2 separate regions of the Homo sapiens genome follow, and region 2 is linked to region 1. A link is an interaction called in ENCODE POLR2A ChIA-PET data of the cell type or tissue named here. Cell type or tissue: MCF 10A. All regions are shown on one strand. Links, peaks and the distances in the headings refer to the core of each region. The heading gives the core; the rest is flanking DNA. Region 1 overlaps RAB30 (RAB30, member RAS oncogene family). Region 2 holds the start of ANKRD42 (ankyrin repeat domain 42).

What was found. ChIA-PET counts read pairs that join two places held together with the same protein. Peaks named below come from ENCODE experiments on the same cell type or tissue, not always from the same donor. Only the 100,000 strongest peaks of a DNase experiment are listed, where the experiment ranks them.
Region 2: POLR2A ChIA-PET joins it to region 1 with 15 read pairs; 4 of 35 experiments call an interaction of 5 or more read pairs at or near these places.

What each region holds. Positions count from the first base shown.
Region 1 is chr11:83,029,414-83,037,747 of GRCh38, forward strand. The region is part of intron 1 of RAB30 (RAB30, member RAS oncogene family); the gene reads right to left. Among named protein-coding and RNA genes, the nearest start is that of SNORA70E, 8.0 kb to the right of the region's middle. In MCF 10A, for the core only: no CTCF peak of the experiment used is centred there; a DNase peak (open chromatin) is centred at 5,128.
Region 2 is chr11:83,188,512-83,196,845 of GRCh38, forward strand. It overlaps ANKRD42 (ankyrin repeat domain 42), which reads left to right and starts at 5,201. Exons shown (of 11, transcript NM_001300975.2): 1 at 5,201-6,217. The coding sequence starts at 6,160. ANKRD42-DT (ANKRD42 divergent transcript) reads right to left here and starts at 5,158. Exons shown (of 3, transcript NR_149009.1): 1 at 4,956-5,158; 2 at 2,544-2,657. RefSeq lists enhancers at 4,908-5,127, 5,188-5,297, 5,818-6,177 and a silencer at 5,432-5,610. In MCF 10A, for the core only: no CTCF peak of the experiment used is centred there; DNase peaks (open chromatin) are centred at 5,180, 5,930 and 6,170.

The DNA of each region.
Region 1 (8,334 bases), core at 256-8,255:
TTATTTTGAGACAGGGTCTCGCTCTGTTGCCCAGGCTGGAGTGCAGTGGTGTCATCATGGCTCACTGCAGCCTCAACCTCTGGGATGCAGCAAACCACCTGCCTCAGTCTCCCAAAGTGCTGGGATTACAGGTATGAACCTTAGCATCCAGGCTGTTTAAATATTTTTAAACAAATTCTACATCATATCATTTTATTCCTATGTACCTCAGAACTCATCTCTATATTATTCATCTTCTTACATTATACTATTATTATCACACCTGAATAAAAGTAACAGTAATTCCTTGATATCATCTCAAAAATTTCTTTTTACACACATCTACATGCATACTTGTAGCAGCACAATTCACAATTGCAAAGATATGGAACCGACCTAAGTGCCCATCAACCAATGAGTGGATAAAGAAAATGTGGTATATATCCACCATAGAATACTACTCAGCCATAAAAAGGAATAGAATAATGTCTTTTGCAGCAACTTGGATTGAGCTGGAAGCCATTATTCTAAGTGAAGTAACTCAGGAATGGAAAACCAGATACCTTGTTTTCTTACTTAAGTGGGAACTAAGCTGTGAGGACACAAAAACAATACAGAGCAATATAATGAAATTTGTGACCTGGGGAAGGAGTGGGCAAGGGGAGTGAGGGATAAAAGACTACATACTGAGTAGGGTGTACACTGTTTGGTTGACAGGTGCACTAAAATCTCAGAATTCACCACTGTAGAATTTATCCATGTAACCAAAAACCACTTATAACCCAAAAGCCATTTAAAAAAATTTTTTTAATGTCTTTTCAATGCCAGGTGTGGTGGCTCATGCTTATAATCCCAGCATTTTGGGAGGCCAAAGCAGGAGGATCGCTTGAGACCAGGAGTTCAAGAGCAGCCTGGGTAACATGGTGAGACCGCATCTCTTCAAAAAAAAAAAAAAATTAGTTGGGTGTGGTGGTATATGCCTGTAGTCCCAGCTTCTTGGGAGCCTGAGGTGGGAGGACTGCTTGATCTCAGGAGGTCAAGGCTATGTTGAGCCGTGTTCATGCCACTGTACTCCAGCCTGAGAAACAAAGCAAGACCCTGTCTCAAAAAAAAGTCTTTTTTTGGCTGCGTGTGGTAGCTCACCCCTATAATCCCAGCACTTTAGGAGGCCGAAGTGGGCAGAACACCTGAGGCTAGGAGTTCGAAACTAGCCTGGCCAACATGGTGAAACCCCATCTCCACTAAAAAACAAAAGTTAGCTAGGCATGGTGGCACGCACCTGTAATCCCAGCTACTCAGGAGGCTGAGGCAGGAGAATTGCTTGAACCCGGGAGGCAGAGGTTGCAGTGAGCTGAGATCGTGCCATTGCACTTCAGCCTGGGCAACACAGCAAGACTCCACCTCAAAAAAAAAAAAAAAGTCTCTTTGCAATTAAACTAAATTATGTCCCCCCACAAGTTCATACATATGTTGAAGCCCTAATTCCCAGTACCTTAGAATGTGACTGTTCATGTATTTGGAGATAGAGCCATTAAAGAGGTAATTAAGTTAAAATGAGATTGTTAGGGTGGGCCCTAATCCAATCTAACTGGTGTCCTTATAGAAAGAGGAGAATAGGACACGTAGCAGGACACTGGGAGTGTGCATATATAGAGAAATGACCATGCAAGGAGGTGGAAAGAGGGCAGCCATCTGCAAGCCAAGGAGAGAGGCCTCAGAGGAAACCAATCCTGCCAGCACCTTGATCTTGGACTCCTAGCCTCCAGAACTGTGAAAATACTAATTTCTGTTGCTTAAGCCACCCAGTGTGTGGTATTTTGTTATGGCAGGCCTAGCAAACTAACACATAGACTATCCGAATAAAAACAAGGTTCACACATGACATCTGGTTATAATTCTTAAGTCACTTTATTATTTTTTTCATGTCATTGACTTGTTGCGGAAGCCAAGTCAGTTGTCTGACAGAATGTTCTACATTCTAAATTTCTCTGTTTGTTTCCTTAGAGTGTAATTCCACTTGTCATCCTTTCCCCCATCTTTCCAATATATTAAAGTTAGCTCTAGAGACTTGATGAGATTTTAGGAGTCAACATTTGGGTAAGAATATTCCGTAAGTGGTTCTGCGTATTCTTTTTTTTTCTTTTTTTTTTTTGAGATGGAGTTTTGCTCTTCTTGGCCAGGCTGGAGTGCAATGGTGCAATCTCGGCACACCGCAACCTCCGTTTCCCGGGTTCAAGCGATTCTCCTGCCTCAGCCTCCAGAGTAGCTGGGATTATAGGCATGTGCCATCATACCTGGCTAATTTTGTATTTTTAGGAGAGATGGGGTTTCTCCATGTTGGTCAGACTGGTCTCGAACTCCCAACTTCAGGTGATCCGCCTGCCTTGGCCTCCCAAAGTGCTGGGATTACAAGTGTGAGCCACCAGGCCTGGCCTGCATATTCTCTTTTTAACCTGACAAAAAATGCATAGGTAAACTTAGTCGAGGTTCTTTTCTGCCTCTATTTGTCTTGACCATGTGCTGATGAAGCACCTGCTCATCTCCACACTATTTGTTTGGGTTAGTTGGTGACGTTCACTTCATCCTACAGAAGAGTTTTGCTTTGACCTACCCCTTGAGAGCTGAAAGGACGCCAAAGAAAGACTGGAAGTAGAAAAGACAGAGCCGTCCACTCTTTGTGACCATATTCCATATGTCCAGTGTGTGCCCACACTACAACCCTATCAGATGTCTCAATAGTAGTGATCCTTATTTCCTAGGACTCACTCACATCCTTGCCCACTGACTTCCCCATTAGAGCCTTTTAAACCCCCTGGGAATCTAAAGCTATATTATGACCCAGAGTTTAGATCTAACAGTAACAAAGCTTGCTAGGTTTGTGCTTGCTTCTTGGTTTTTTAAAAAACAACATTTGTTTTAGTAATACAAACACAGGTGGTTAAACTGTACAGAAAAGTAAGAGAACGATGAACACAAAAGTCAGGATAATCATTATGTCTGGTGAGGAGGAAAGGGGGTATGATTTCAGGGCAGAGAGTAGACAAACAGCTTCTAGGATACAAATAATGTTCCATCTGATAAATTGGATGGCAAATTCACAATTTTCTTTCTTTTATTTTTTGAGACAGCATCTCACTATTTTGCCCAGGCTGGTCTTGAACTCCTGGCCTCAAGAAATCCTCCAACCTCAGCCACCTGAGTAGCTGGAATTGCAAACATGTGCTACTGCATCTGGTCACAATTTTTATGTTCTTCTTTAAACTGTAAATATGTATTTAAAACATTCTTTCATATGCATTGTATGTTTCGCATTAATTATTTTTATGTAAGCAGTCCACCATAGCTAGAACACAGGGTTTGAAGAGTAGAGTAAAAGGAGAAAAGAATGGAAAAAGAGTGTACTCTAAAGGTAAATAGGAACCTTAATCATGCTCTCTTGGGAGTAACATCAGGGAACATTTATACCCAATATTAATTAAAATGACTTTCTCATAATCTATCTATCAAGAATGATAGGAAAAATCCATTTTTTCTAAGTTACCTAGATATGAAATACCCGACATCTTAAGCATCTCACTGGGGAACATAATAATATGGTTTTGATGTATTTTTCCAGGGAGAGGAGTTTCAGCTTGCCCTAGGGAACATGTTTGCCTCAAATTCTTTTTTTTTTTTTTTTTTTTTTTTTTTGAGACAGAGTCTTGCTCTGTCACTCAGGCTGGAATGCAACGGCATGACCTCAGCTCACTACAACCTCTGCTTTCCGGGTTCAAGTGATTCTCCTGCCTCAGCCTCCGGAGTAGCTAGGATTACAGGCACATGCTACCACACCCAGCTAATTTTTGTATTTTTAGTAGAGACGGGGGTTTCACCATGTTGGTCAGGCTGGTCTCGAACTCCTGACCTCAGGTGATCTGCTCACCTTGGCTTCCCAAAGTGCTGGGATTACAGGTGTCAGCCACTGAGCCCGGCCTGCCTCAAGTTCTTAAATGACACAAAGCTGGGAGGGATGTGGAACAAATGTTTTATATTACAGAATTAAAATATATCTTGGCAAGCTAGAGTGACAGGTCAAATTTAGGCCAATTTCTAATAACATCTCCCATTTGTTGAGAACACTCGATATGCCAAGAGCTTTACATAATTTATCTCACTTAATCCCTACAACCACACTGTGAAGCTGAAATCCAGGAAAGTAACTTGCCCAAGGTCATAAGGCAAGTTAATAACAGAGTTATGATTTGAACCTAGGTTTGCAGGCTCAAGTTTCAGTCTCAAGTGAGATTCCTTCAGCCACCAGAAATTAACATTCAAAACTGAATCCTCTGCTACCACACTGGGAATTAAGAAAACAATAATAAATAAATAAAAATCTCAATCCTCTTTAATTCAGCATGTCACCCTCAGAAAACTGCATCACCCAACCTCAAGCCCCTTGGGCATATGAGGGTATCAAGTACCTCCAAAGAATGATCAGATCAAATGAAAAAAAAACCAAACAAACAAAAACAAAAAAGAATAATCAGATCAGGCCATTTTCATTAATGTAACACTTGGGGACCTCGACAGCTGCCAGGAAACCTCCATCTGTCCTCAAGAGCAAGTCCATCCTCAAAAGCAAGCTGTAACAGGATTCTCTCTGCAACCCATTCCCAGCTCAGCCATGTCTGCCTCCCCATCTGTATTTAAGACTGCAAAACTCAAGCTCTGCAGTTATAAACGGAGGCCACTTACCACAAAGATTGCTGAGCAAGAGCCCTCAGCCAGGCTATTGCCTACCTTCAATTTTCTCTCGTCCTCAGGGGCACTGTGATTTGATGGGTGTGTACAGCTGAGAGAACAGCACAACCGGCTCCAGTGCACAGTCATATCCAATGGAGCTATCCCAAAAGACAGCCAGAGAATTTTAATGAAAACCAGAAAACCCCTGGCTGCTAAGTCCAACTGCGGTTCAGGCCTGCCAGCCCCTCCCCCTGCAGCTAAGAATCTCTGAGCCAGCTTTGCCCCAAAGAGCAGGGAAGAAAATCCATTTTGCACTCAGTAAATCCTTCCATAGCAGCCACTTCGCAGAGTCATTTAGGTTAAAGGTGAGGCATATGATAACTGCAACAGGACCCAGGGACCCTGAGAGGCACAGGGTGTGGCAGCAGCAGATTTGAGCCAACAGATTATGAAACAGTCATTTAAAAAAAAACAAAAAGTCTTTCCTTCTGCCAAAGCTCTCTGCCCACAGCTGCATACAAGGCTAGTGAGGAATCTTAACAAGCTTAAAGGGGCCGTATTTCAGATACTCCAGAACCAAGGTGGGAGGAAATAAGTATTTTGAGCACTTACTATGTATCAGGTGCTCTGATCTCATTTCATCCTCACTGTGAGATGGGAACTGTAAACTGCAGGTAACAGATAAGAACATTGACTCAGAGAGGTTCCATAACTTGTCCAAGGAACACAGTTAGCAAGAGGGGAAGCAAGACTGAAAGTTCAGTGTGGGTGAGGCTCATCAGAAGTATCAAACTTTTTGTTCACAGAGAGCAGAAAAAAATAAAAAGAAAAGAAAGGAAAAGAAATACTAAACTCAAAATCCTGACTAATAAAAAGAATGATCATTTATTGACCACTGGCTATGTGCCAGGCACTAAGCTAATATTTTTACATGCACCGTATCATCTAATCCTCACAGCAACTAGATAAGATACAGGTCATTATTACCTCCATTTAATAATGAGCAAACTATGGCTCAGACATTCAATAATTTGATCAAGGTCACTGCATCACCAGGATTGGAACCCAGGTCTACCTAATTCTAGAGTGCTCACCTTAAAACACTCATCCTAACAGCATTCAGAAGGGAGCCACCTAGATCATCATGCCAAGCACGCAAGTTGCAGCAAGATTTCTGCTCCCCTCCCCAGCAGGTAATGCATATTCCAGACTTGCCTTTCAATTCCTCCCAGCAATCTTCAGTGGAGGCACAGTATCACTGGCTCTGGGGAAGGTGATAGCTATGTCTCTACCTTCCCATGCACCATGGACTCAGTTGTCCCGACATGAGTGAAGGAGAAGGCCACCACCATGATCCAGAGACTCACATGAGTATAGAAGCAGACAGCTTCTTTCCCCAGGCCCTGCTCCATAGGCCCATGCAACCTCAAGCAGCAACCTCTTCCTCAACAGCTCACAGGCCTGTTTTGTATTCTTAACAGGAGACCACGTGCCTCCTTTTTAAGCAACTGTGATTTCCCAAGGGAGATGACTGTCTAGACACAGCATCTATCTTGACAACCAGACTGGGCCACACGATGTTAGGTTTGATAATTTAATTTTAGGGTCTGTGTTCAGCTCTCCAGTGAAGGCTCTGTGCTTGGCACCCCTGGGTAATCAGATCGAGTATCACTCAGTGCAACAGCTGACACCCTGGGTTAGAACTGTCTTTCCAGCCAGGCAAGTGTTACTTGCGGGAAGTCACAGGCATCTTATGGATCACACACACACAGGCACAACACACAAACAGTTCCATTAATGAGGCTGAAACTTGATAGAACTCTTCTATGCATGTTCAGAATTAAGTGCCAGGCTTTGACTGGTGGTGGACTGAATACTTAATATGTATCAGGTACTGTGGTGGGTACATTCACAGCCAATATCTTAACTGACCCGCACAACATTCTGTAAGGTAGATAGAACTGCTATTATACAGATGAGGCAACTAAAGCCCAGAAAGATAGCATAATTTGCCCAAAGTCACACAGGAAGTGGCAAAGCTCAGGTTCAAATTCTTTTTTTTTTTTTTTTGAGATGGAGTCTCACTCCACCTCCCAGGCTGGAGTGCAGTGGCACGATCTTGGCTCACTGCAACCTCCACCTCCCAGGTTCACACAATTCTCCTGCTTCAGCCTCCACAGTAGTTGGGAATACAGGCAGGCACCACCATGCCCAGCTAATTTTTGTATTTTTAATGGAGACAAGGTTTTATTATGTTGGCCAGAGCTGGTCTCGAACTCCTGACCTCAAGTGATCTTCCTGCCTCGGCCTCCCAAAGTGCTGGGATTACAGGCATGAGCCACCAGGCCTGGCCTCAAATTCATTTTTAATACAACTTCAACACCCTTTCAGTCAATTATGAGTCCATTCATTTATTCCTCAGATAGTTATTGAGCACTTTCTATGAGCCAGCTACTGTGACACCTACAGAGGATACAACTGTTAACATAAGGTAGGTCCAGTTACCAAAGAACTACTGTTCTCATGAGGATAGATGACAATGCAGATAGATAATTACAGAATGATGAGATGAGGCCTCAGAGGACTGATGGGATCAGGCCTCTCTGAGAAAGTGAGATGTGAGCTGAGACCTGAAAGATGAGAATAAGCCAGGCATTTGCAAAGCTAGGAAAAGAGCGCAGGCAATAGATACAAGAAGTGCAAGGGTTAGCTACCAGAAAAGGCTTGGCGTGTCCAAGGAACATAAAGGAGAACAGGGACCAAGGCTGGGTGAGCAACAGGGAAAAAAGAACGGTTGAGATGACACAGGGCCTCGTTGACCATGGAAAACACTTTGAATTTTGTCCAAAGGGCAATGGGAGATCAAAGAAGAGTTTTAATCAGGGAAATAGTGTAATCTGACTTGCGCTTTAAAGAGATAATTCTGGTTGCTGTGTGGAGAAGTGAGTGTAGGGAGTGGGCAAGACTTAAGAATAGGGGAGAGATAATGGTGGCCTGGACCAAGATAATGGTAGGGGAGAGGATTTTATATTTGGGAATAACAAAGAAAATACTTGAGGTGATACTAAGTGTTTTTTTAAAAAATAAATAAATAAAAACTTTGAAATTTAATTACAATTTTAAAAAATAAAAAGACAAACGAATTTTTTTTTTGAGACAAAGTCTTATTCTGTCACCCAGGCTGGACTACAGTGGTGTGATCTCGGCTCACTGCAACCTCTGCCTCCAGGGTTCAAGCAATTCTCCTGCCTCAGCCTCCCTAGTAGCTGGGATTACAGGCGCCCACCACCATGCCTGGCTAATTTTTGTATTTTTAGTAGAGACAGGGTTTCGCCATGTTGGCCGGACTGGTCTTGAACTCCTGACCTCACGTGATCCACTCACCTCGGCCTCCCAAAGTGCTGGGATTACAGGTGTGAGCCACTGGACCCAGCCGAATGAATTTTTTAAAAAATAATGAAAATACTTGCTGATGAATGGTATGTGAATGGTGAAGGGAACAAACTCCTGGGTTTCTAGCTTGAACAACTGGGTAGAGAGTGGTACCACGTATTAAGAGAGACTGGAGGAGAAGCAAAATGCTCGTGAGATAGCCAACTATATCACACTAAGAAGAAAAAAAAAGTGGACCCC
Region 2 (8,334 bases), core at 186-8,185, 160 kb after region 1:
CCTCCTGGTTTTAGTGTAATTTTCCCACTGAAAATGTCCAACTTTGATGCTTTGGAAAATAGAAAGCAATCTCATTGCAATTCAGCTAAAAATAAAAAGCTTTGGGAAGAAAAATAAGGAATTACATATAAAAAATTAAAACATTCTCATATAACAGCTTAGTATATACATATTTTTTATATGACTGACCTTACAATTTAGTACCAAGTAAGCAACCTAATGGAGGTTTACACAAAATATTCAGGAAAATCTGAGGAGGCATCTAACCATGCTGCAGGTGGAAAAATGTAGCTGCCTAAATGGAGGTAGAAATGGAAAATAAAGACTATTATCAAGAAAGACCTGCACTCTTGTAGAATTGGGAAGTTTTTTCCTAATCCTAAATGGGGTCAGCTCCCAGAGATAATGGGCATTGTGTTGAGCAGGTGGGGAAGAGTAGCTAAATAAGAGCCAAAAGGTACCCAAGGAGTACCCCTGTGAAGATTTGGGAGTGAGCACCAAAAGAAGAACAAGAATGACTGGGAAATAACAGAAAATGGCACATAGGCAGAAAGGAGTACAGACTGTCACCAATATCCACTTCGTTTTTTGTTTTTGCCTGGGGTTGGCCCTGCTCCCTTCTCTGAAACAAGATATAAAAAGCTGATTTATGATATCCTGCTTTATCACCCCACTTTAGAAAAACTGAGGTAGAAGTGGAGGACTAGTCATATTTACTAACTGGAATCATACCTTCCTTCCTACTCACAAAAGGTTCCAGTTCTCTAGAATACTGAGATGACCACTCCAGGATGTATTCTGAACCCTGTTTCACTTAAGAAACTTCTTCCAGGCTGGGCGCGGTGGCTCACGCTTGTAATCCCAGCACTTTGGGAAGACGAGGCGGGCGGATCACAAGGTCAGGAGATCGAGACCACGGTGAAACCCCGTCTCTACTAAAAATAAAAAAATTAGCTGGACGTGGTGGTGGGCGCCCGTAGTCCCAGCTACTCGGAGAGGCTGAGGCAGGAGAATGGAGTGAACCCAGGAGGCAGCTTGCAGTAAGCCAAGATTGCGCCACTGCACTCCAGCCTGGGTGACACAGCGAGACTCTGTCTCAAAAAAAAAAGAAAAAAAAATTTCTTCCATAGTCAGGCACTTACCTTGAAATCCCATGCAGTCTGGATATTGCATCTTAGCTTTTTTATTAAAATTACTCTTATTATCAATGACTTCTTGCTAAAACCAGTGTGCTTTTCTTAGCTTCTTAATCTCTTCTGGACCACACTCACTTTATTGTTTTTGAGACAGAGTCTCGCTGTGTTGCCCAGGCTGGAGTGCAGTGGCGTGATCTCAGCCACTCAGATTTTGGATAAGGATTTCAGATTTTGGATAAGGACTGAAAATCTCAGATTTTGGATAAGGGGTGCTCAACGTGTATAATGTTATACAAAATAATTTCTTTCTGATTTTCACAGTCTCCTTTGTAAGATGTCCCTTTGCCCTTTTTTTTTTTTTTTCCCTGAGACGGACTCTCACTCTGTCGCCAAGCTGGAGTGCAGTGGCGCGATCTCGGCTTACTGCAACCTCCACCTCCTGGGGGTTCAAGCAATTCTCCTGCCCCAGCCTCCCACGTAGCTGGGACTACAGGCGCCTGCCACCACGCCCAGCTAATTTTTGTATTTTTAGTAGAGATGGGGTTTCACCATGCTGGCTGGGATGGTCTCGATCTCTTGACCTCATGATCCGCCTGCCTTGGTCTCCCAAAGTGCTGGGATTACAGGCGTGAGCCACCATGCCCGGCCTGTTTCTTTTTTTTTTTCTGAGACAGTGTCTAGCTCTGTTGACCAGGCTGGAGTGCAGTGGTGCAATCATGGCTCACTGCAACCTCAACCTCCTGGGCTCAAGCCATCCTCCGTCCATGGGCTCCTTTGTTTCCAATACCATTTTTTTTCCTTTTCTTCCTCAGATTTGTTGAGTTTCTATTTATTGTTCTTTTCAAACACCAGCTAATTACTATCATCAATTTTATTTGCTATTTCATTAACTTCTGCTTTTATTTTTATTATTTTTGAGACGATTTTATTGAGAAGACTTTATAATCTTGCTCTGTCACCCAGGCTGGAGTGCAATGGCATGATCTTGGCTCACTGCAACCTCTGCCTCTCGGGTTCAAGTGATTCTTCTGCCTTAGCTTCCCAAGTAACCAGAATTACAGGTGCACGCCACTACACCTGGCTAATTTTTTTATTTCTAGTAGAAACAGGGTTTCATCATGTTGGCGAGGCTGGTCTCAAACTCCTGACCTCAAGTGATTCACCTGCCTCGGCCTCCCAAAGTGCTGGGCATGAGCCACTGCACCCGGAGTCTGCTTTTATTTTTAATTCCTTCTATTTTTATTTTGGGAGATTTTACTTTTTCTGCTTCTCTGTTACCTGTTTCTGTTTCCTCTTCTAATCCTTCCTGTCATGTGTGTATCCTTTAAGGATTTGTCACGTGCTGTCTCATTTCCTCAGTAAATTTATCTACTACATATTGTATAGTGAAAAAAATAAAACCTTTACCATTATTATGTAAGTGGCTATAAACACTATATTAATTTGGAGTCAGTCATAGTGGGTTCCAATTCCTCAACTCCTACTTGTGTGATCTTGGTCAAATCTGAGCTGTTTCTTCATCTGTAAAAATAAAAATAACAATACAGATTAAGTTGGGTATTATTTGCAAATCATTTATCACAGAAACTGGCCCACATGAATAACTCGATAAATGCCTGGTATACAAAAGGCCTCAGCTGCCCCATGTCTTGTTTTGTTTTTTCTTTGAGGTGGAGTTTTGCTCTTGTCGCCCAGGCTGGAGCGCAATTGCGCGATCTCAACTCACTGCAACCTCCGCCTCCCAGGTTCAAGTGATTCTCCTGCCTCAGCCTCCCGAACAGCTGGGATTACAGGCTCCTGCTACCATGCCTGGCTAATTTTTGTATTTTTAGTAGAGATGGGGTTTCGCCATGTTGGCCAGGCTGGTCTCAAATCCCTGACTTCAGGTGATCCGCTCACCTTGGCCTCCCAAAGTGCTAGAATTACAGGCGTGAGCCACCGCGCATGACTCAGTTGCCCCATCTCTAAAAGTGAGGGGATTAGGATGACTAATCCCAAATTCACTTCCAACAGTGAAAAACTTTATCTTCAGCCTATTAGTTCACCTGCCTGACAGTTAACTCATCAACCCACCCACACAACAGTTACTAAGCCCTTCTCTTAAATGAAATATTCTAGACATCAGAAATGCCAAGATTTTAAGATACAGTCCCTACCTTCCAGAAGCTCAGGGTCCTTTAGGGGTGAGGAAAAATTGTTAAACAGATAATTATAATACAATGGGATAAGTGATCTAATAAAAGGTTGTGGGAATTCAGAGACTTTGAGGAGCTCCTGCAGAAAAATTCAAGACCTATTTTGGAATCCTAAGTCAGGTATTTATTATTTACTAGTGAAGGGGGAATTAATGAATTTTATAAGTATATTAGTCAAGAAGTTTATTCTTTTCCTTAGAGGTAGAATGAAATATAGCCCCCCACCCTCCGGAGGCCTGGGTTAAGAGAGAATATTAACCGCTTATTTCTCCTCTACGCACGGAGAGGCTTATCTGTGTTCCACCGTTTCACGTTCCTTGAGGCACCACGAGTTCCTGCTTCCCTCCCTAGCGCGCTGTAAAGTCACAAGGTTGATAAGCAATTGCTACAAAAGCATGCATTCCCAAGGATGTAAGACATGTGGTGTAACAAATGTAAAAGAATAATTAACTGCCTTTGTTCTTGCTTCTGCAAGTAGGCTTCCTGTAGCACCAAACTCCCGCCACAAATTGCTTAAAAGGTGATTGATCCCTTTGTTCCGGGCTCAGACTTTCTGGACCCCAGTCCGACTGAGCCAGTGATCACCTTAATAATAAAGGGTTGTCCTGAATTCTGTTTGGCCTCTCCCGTCTCTATTTGTCCCGCAACACTAGCAGTATATCCTCAGGCAATTAACTTTTTTTTCCCTTGTTTCTCTCTCTGTAAAAAGGAAGAGGAATACTTATTTTGGCAGGTTATAATAAGAATTGAGTCAAACTCATTTATGTTGGCATAAAAAAATGAACAAGAAAATATAAAGCACTTAGTACAATGCCAGGCAGATCATAGGAACTCAGTAGATGGCAATTGTAATATTACAAAAGGTGATGGAAGTCAAAGACAATTTACTGTACCTCAAGAGAGTAGCGGTAGGATCAGAAGAATTTCCCAAATGTGTTCACAGACCAAAACTGGGGGAAAAGCAGGGTAGTTTCCTGGTAAGACGAACAGCACATGACAAGGCAGAGATATTAAAAAGTAAGGTACGCTTCCAGGACGAGTTCATTATTCCTGAAGGGAGAAGGCAATAAGGGTGGAAAAACTGGGCCGAGAGGGGAATCCAGGTTGGTGATGCCCCTGGAGGGCAGGTAATTCTTACTAATTTCTGTATTTTCTGCTGCTGGCACAAAACGTGACCCATACGTTTGCAACAAATGGTGAAATAATTCATTCCTGTTGTTAAGCAATAGGGTTGTAGAAATATTTGAGCAGTAAACATGCTACAGTGAAAGGATTCTCGGATTTGGAGTCAGGAGACCTGAAGCACTCTTTTGACTAATGACCTGTGTTTTTTTACTGGTTTTACAACTTACCTGCTGCCTGGCCTTACCAAAGTACTGATATATTGAGTCTCTTGACCCATAAAACAGGGGTAACAACTAACAAGCGATTATTAAAGAGTTGGCGCTAGTAAAGTACGCAATAAAAACAGCGGCTGCAGCTGCTAAATTCTCCTTTAGGTCTTTTTCCATACTTGCGAAATGACAGGGCAACAAATTTCCTTCCAACCACCACTGAGAAAGTATACCACGTTTGCCCAAGGACAAAAAGGCCCCGCCCGGCCCGCGCCACACAGGTCACCTACGCAGAATGCAGTCCTGGGGGGTTCCACTTGTGTCGCTCAGCGATGGAGGGCGCGATCGATGACAGGCCACTCCAGAGACGGACCTAGATAGGTTCGCATGAGGCCGAGCCGAATTTCACCAAAAACCAGTTTACACCACCTCCCGATTTGTCCACACGAAAAGCCATGGAATAGCTGAGGGAAAGGAAACCGGAAGTAGCGTGGGCCGTGAGGAACGGGAAATGACCTCAGCACGTCGGAAGTGTACTCGTTTCCAAGGCGACGGCCCTGCTGCCTCTCCAGCCAAGTGGCTGGAGTCGGGAGGCTGGAAAGAGACTCCGAGAAAGTACCAGCGGAAGGCGGCCGCCGCTACGGCGATTCGCAGGGAGTAGCAGACGAAGACGGTGGCCGCCGCACTAGCCACCACGTGTGGAGGATAAACGGTCTACACGGCCATTCCGGCGCCGAGTCTAGGGAAAGAGTTAGCGACGACGGGGAAAGAAAATGTGAAGAGAGCGACCGCCGCTCCAGGGTCGCTGCAGGAAGCCTAAGTGCAGACGCCGGCTTCTCCCGCAGTGACTTGAGAAGGGTCAGTGAAAACCTCGGCCACTGCCGCAGCGTCTCTAGGGAGAGAGTTAGGGGAGATAGTGGCCACAGTCACAGCTGCTCTTGGGAGAGAGTTAGGGGAGACAGCACCTTCTGCAGCAGCGACGTGAATTTTAGTGAAGTTGGAGGCCACCAAACTACCGACTCCAGGGGAACAGCCAGAGAAGACCGAGGCCTCCGCCTCAGTGGTCCTTGGGAGGGAGTCAGTGACATTCGGGACCCGCGAACTAGTGACTTCGGGGATAGAGTCAGTGACGATCGCAGTCGCCGCTTCAGTGGCTCCTGGGAGGGAGGGAGTGTCGAAGGCGGCCACAGCGTTGGTAGTTCTTGGGAGGAAGTAAGTGGAGACCGCGGCTACGCAGCCAGCGACTCCTCTGGTGTGAGCGGCAGTGAAGACGCCAGCTACCGCTTCAGTGGCTTTTGGGAGAGAGAAAGTGAAGACGAAGGTTTCCGCTGCAGCTTCTGGGAGAGAGCAAGAGAGGACCTTGGGCCCCGTCCTAGTGACGACGGAGAAGAGGGCCGCTGCCGCTGCAGTGGCTCGTGGGTGAGAGCAAGTGAAGACCGCCGCAGCATCAGGGGCCTGGACTCAACTCCTCCCCAGAGTCGGAGGTGTTGCGCCATGCCCGGGGTGGCCAATTCAGGCCCCTCCACTTCCTCTAGGGAGACTGCAAACCCCTGTGAGTCAGACTGTCATTGGCCTTCATCTCTGTCGTATTCCTTTTCTCACTTAAGCCCGCAACAGCCTTAGCCCTTTCTGGCATTTCCTTTTCTCAGCCGTCACTCCCCCCTTTCCCTTTTTAATTTATTTTCAGGGGATACCAAAGCTGTTCAGCTCTCCCCTGTTCTGTATTATTTCCGCTTTCTTTCCTTTTTTCCATCCACACTATTCCTCCGAGTCTTCTTGCCCAGCTTGACATCAACTCTTGTTCAGTCTTAATGGACGGACCCTTTTAAGTTCTTCCTTGACTTCCCTGCAGCATTTGACCCTGTGGAGGTGACAAATTAGTACTTACTTAGTTTTCTTCTTTCACTCCATTGAGTGACCCTTTCCCTTACCGTTTTCTTTTCTTCTGCCATCTTCTTAAATGCAGCTTTTACCCCTTGATGATGCCATCATTGGTTCTCTTTTTCTTGTCATTTACTGTGACTTCAGTCCTACTGGTGGCCCTCAAATCGGTTACTCATTCAACCATCCAGTAAATATTTACTGCATATGCCTACTTTGTGCTCCGTCTTAAGGAACTTAAGAAGACAGGCACATTCTTTACCTTCTAGTGAGGAAGATAAATGCTGAGCAAATAATGACAAGTGAGATCAGTGTTATAAAGGACGGTAGAATGCCACTGATTCCAGTAGGGGGTGAGTATGGGTGTCAGAAAAAGCATTCTAATACAGAGACACACGTAACACTGAGACCTGAATTCCGTATCTCTCCTCGGAGCTGCAAACATATATATAGATATCTCCCTTCTGGAAATTTTCCTTGGGTACCTCAAGAGCAGCATGTCCAAAATGTAATTTTATATCTATATATCCTCTCTGTCCTTCAGTGTTTGCTGTCTCAACTAATGGCACCACAGCACTCAGATGATAAAGCCACACACCTTGGAGTTATCTTATTACTTTTCCCTTGTTTCACCCACTGTATCCATTCCAGTTTAGTTCATTCTAATTTTATTAATATTTGTTGAATCTTTCTCCTTTTCTTTTCCCAGTGTTCAGAGTCTCATTTTTTCTGGTCTAGACTATTGTAAACTGTATTCTTACATGATCTACCTACTCTCTCTCTCTCTCTTTTTTTTTTTTTTTTGGAGACGGAGTCTTGCTCTGTCCCCCATGCTGGAGTGCAGTGGCGCGGTCCTCAGCTCACTGCAATCTCCGCCTTCCAGGTTCACACCATTCTTCTGCGTCAGCCTCCCGAGTAGCTAGGGCAACAGGGGCCCACCACCACACCCGGCTAATTTTTTGTATTTTTAGTAGAAACGGAGTTTCACTGTGTTAGCCATGATGGTCTCCTCCTGACCTCATGATCTGCCCACCTCGGCCTCCCAAAGTCCTGGGATTACAGGCGTGAGCCACCGCGCCCGGCCAATCAACCTACTCTTTAGTCTTGCCTTTTTGCTCCCCATTCAGTAAATTCTCTTCCCTGAATTTAGCCTTGTAAACTCAGCCTTACAGCTCTCAATCATTATAATTCTTCTGTTTAAAATTCCTCAGTGATTCTCCACTGTCTGCTCAAGTCCAAGTTTTTAAAAATAAGTTTCACCATTGTCTGTTTCTTGTCTAGTTCTAGCCTATTTATCCCCTTAATACTTTAGTAGTAGGATTTGTGTGTGAGTGTGTGAGAGTGTGTGTGTGTGTGTGTGTGTGTGTGTGTGTGGTTTCTTGACCATGTCCTACTGTTCATGCTGTTTAGGCCTACTCACTGCTCCTACTTGCCTTGGCAAACTCCTGTTAATCCTTGAAGATTCTATCTTAGATGTAACTTTCCCCAGGAATCCTTCTGTGTTCCCCTTCCCTCCTACCCTGGCTGAGTTTGAAGTCATCTGTGCTTCCACAGGTTCCTATGAATATTTCCATCGTTGCTTTTACCACATTATTTTGTATTTTGTGTTTGTATCTTCTCTACTAATCTGTGAGTTCCTTGAGGGTGTCTTCATCTTTTTATCCTTATGGTAGACACCAGACTTACGTTGAGTAGATGGATGAGTGGATGAGTGAATAAATCGGGATGGAATGTAGTGAGAAAAAAGACCATAAAATTAGATGGAGCCAAATTATGGGAGGCCATAGA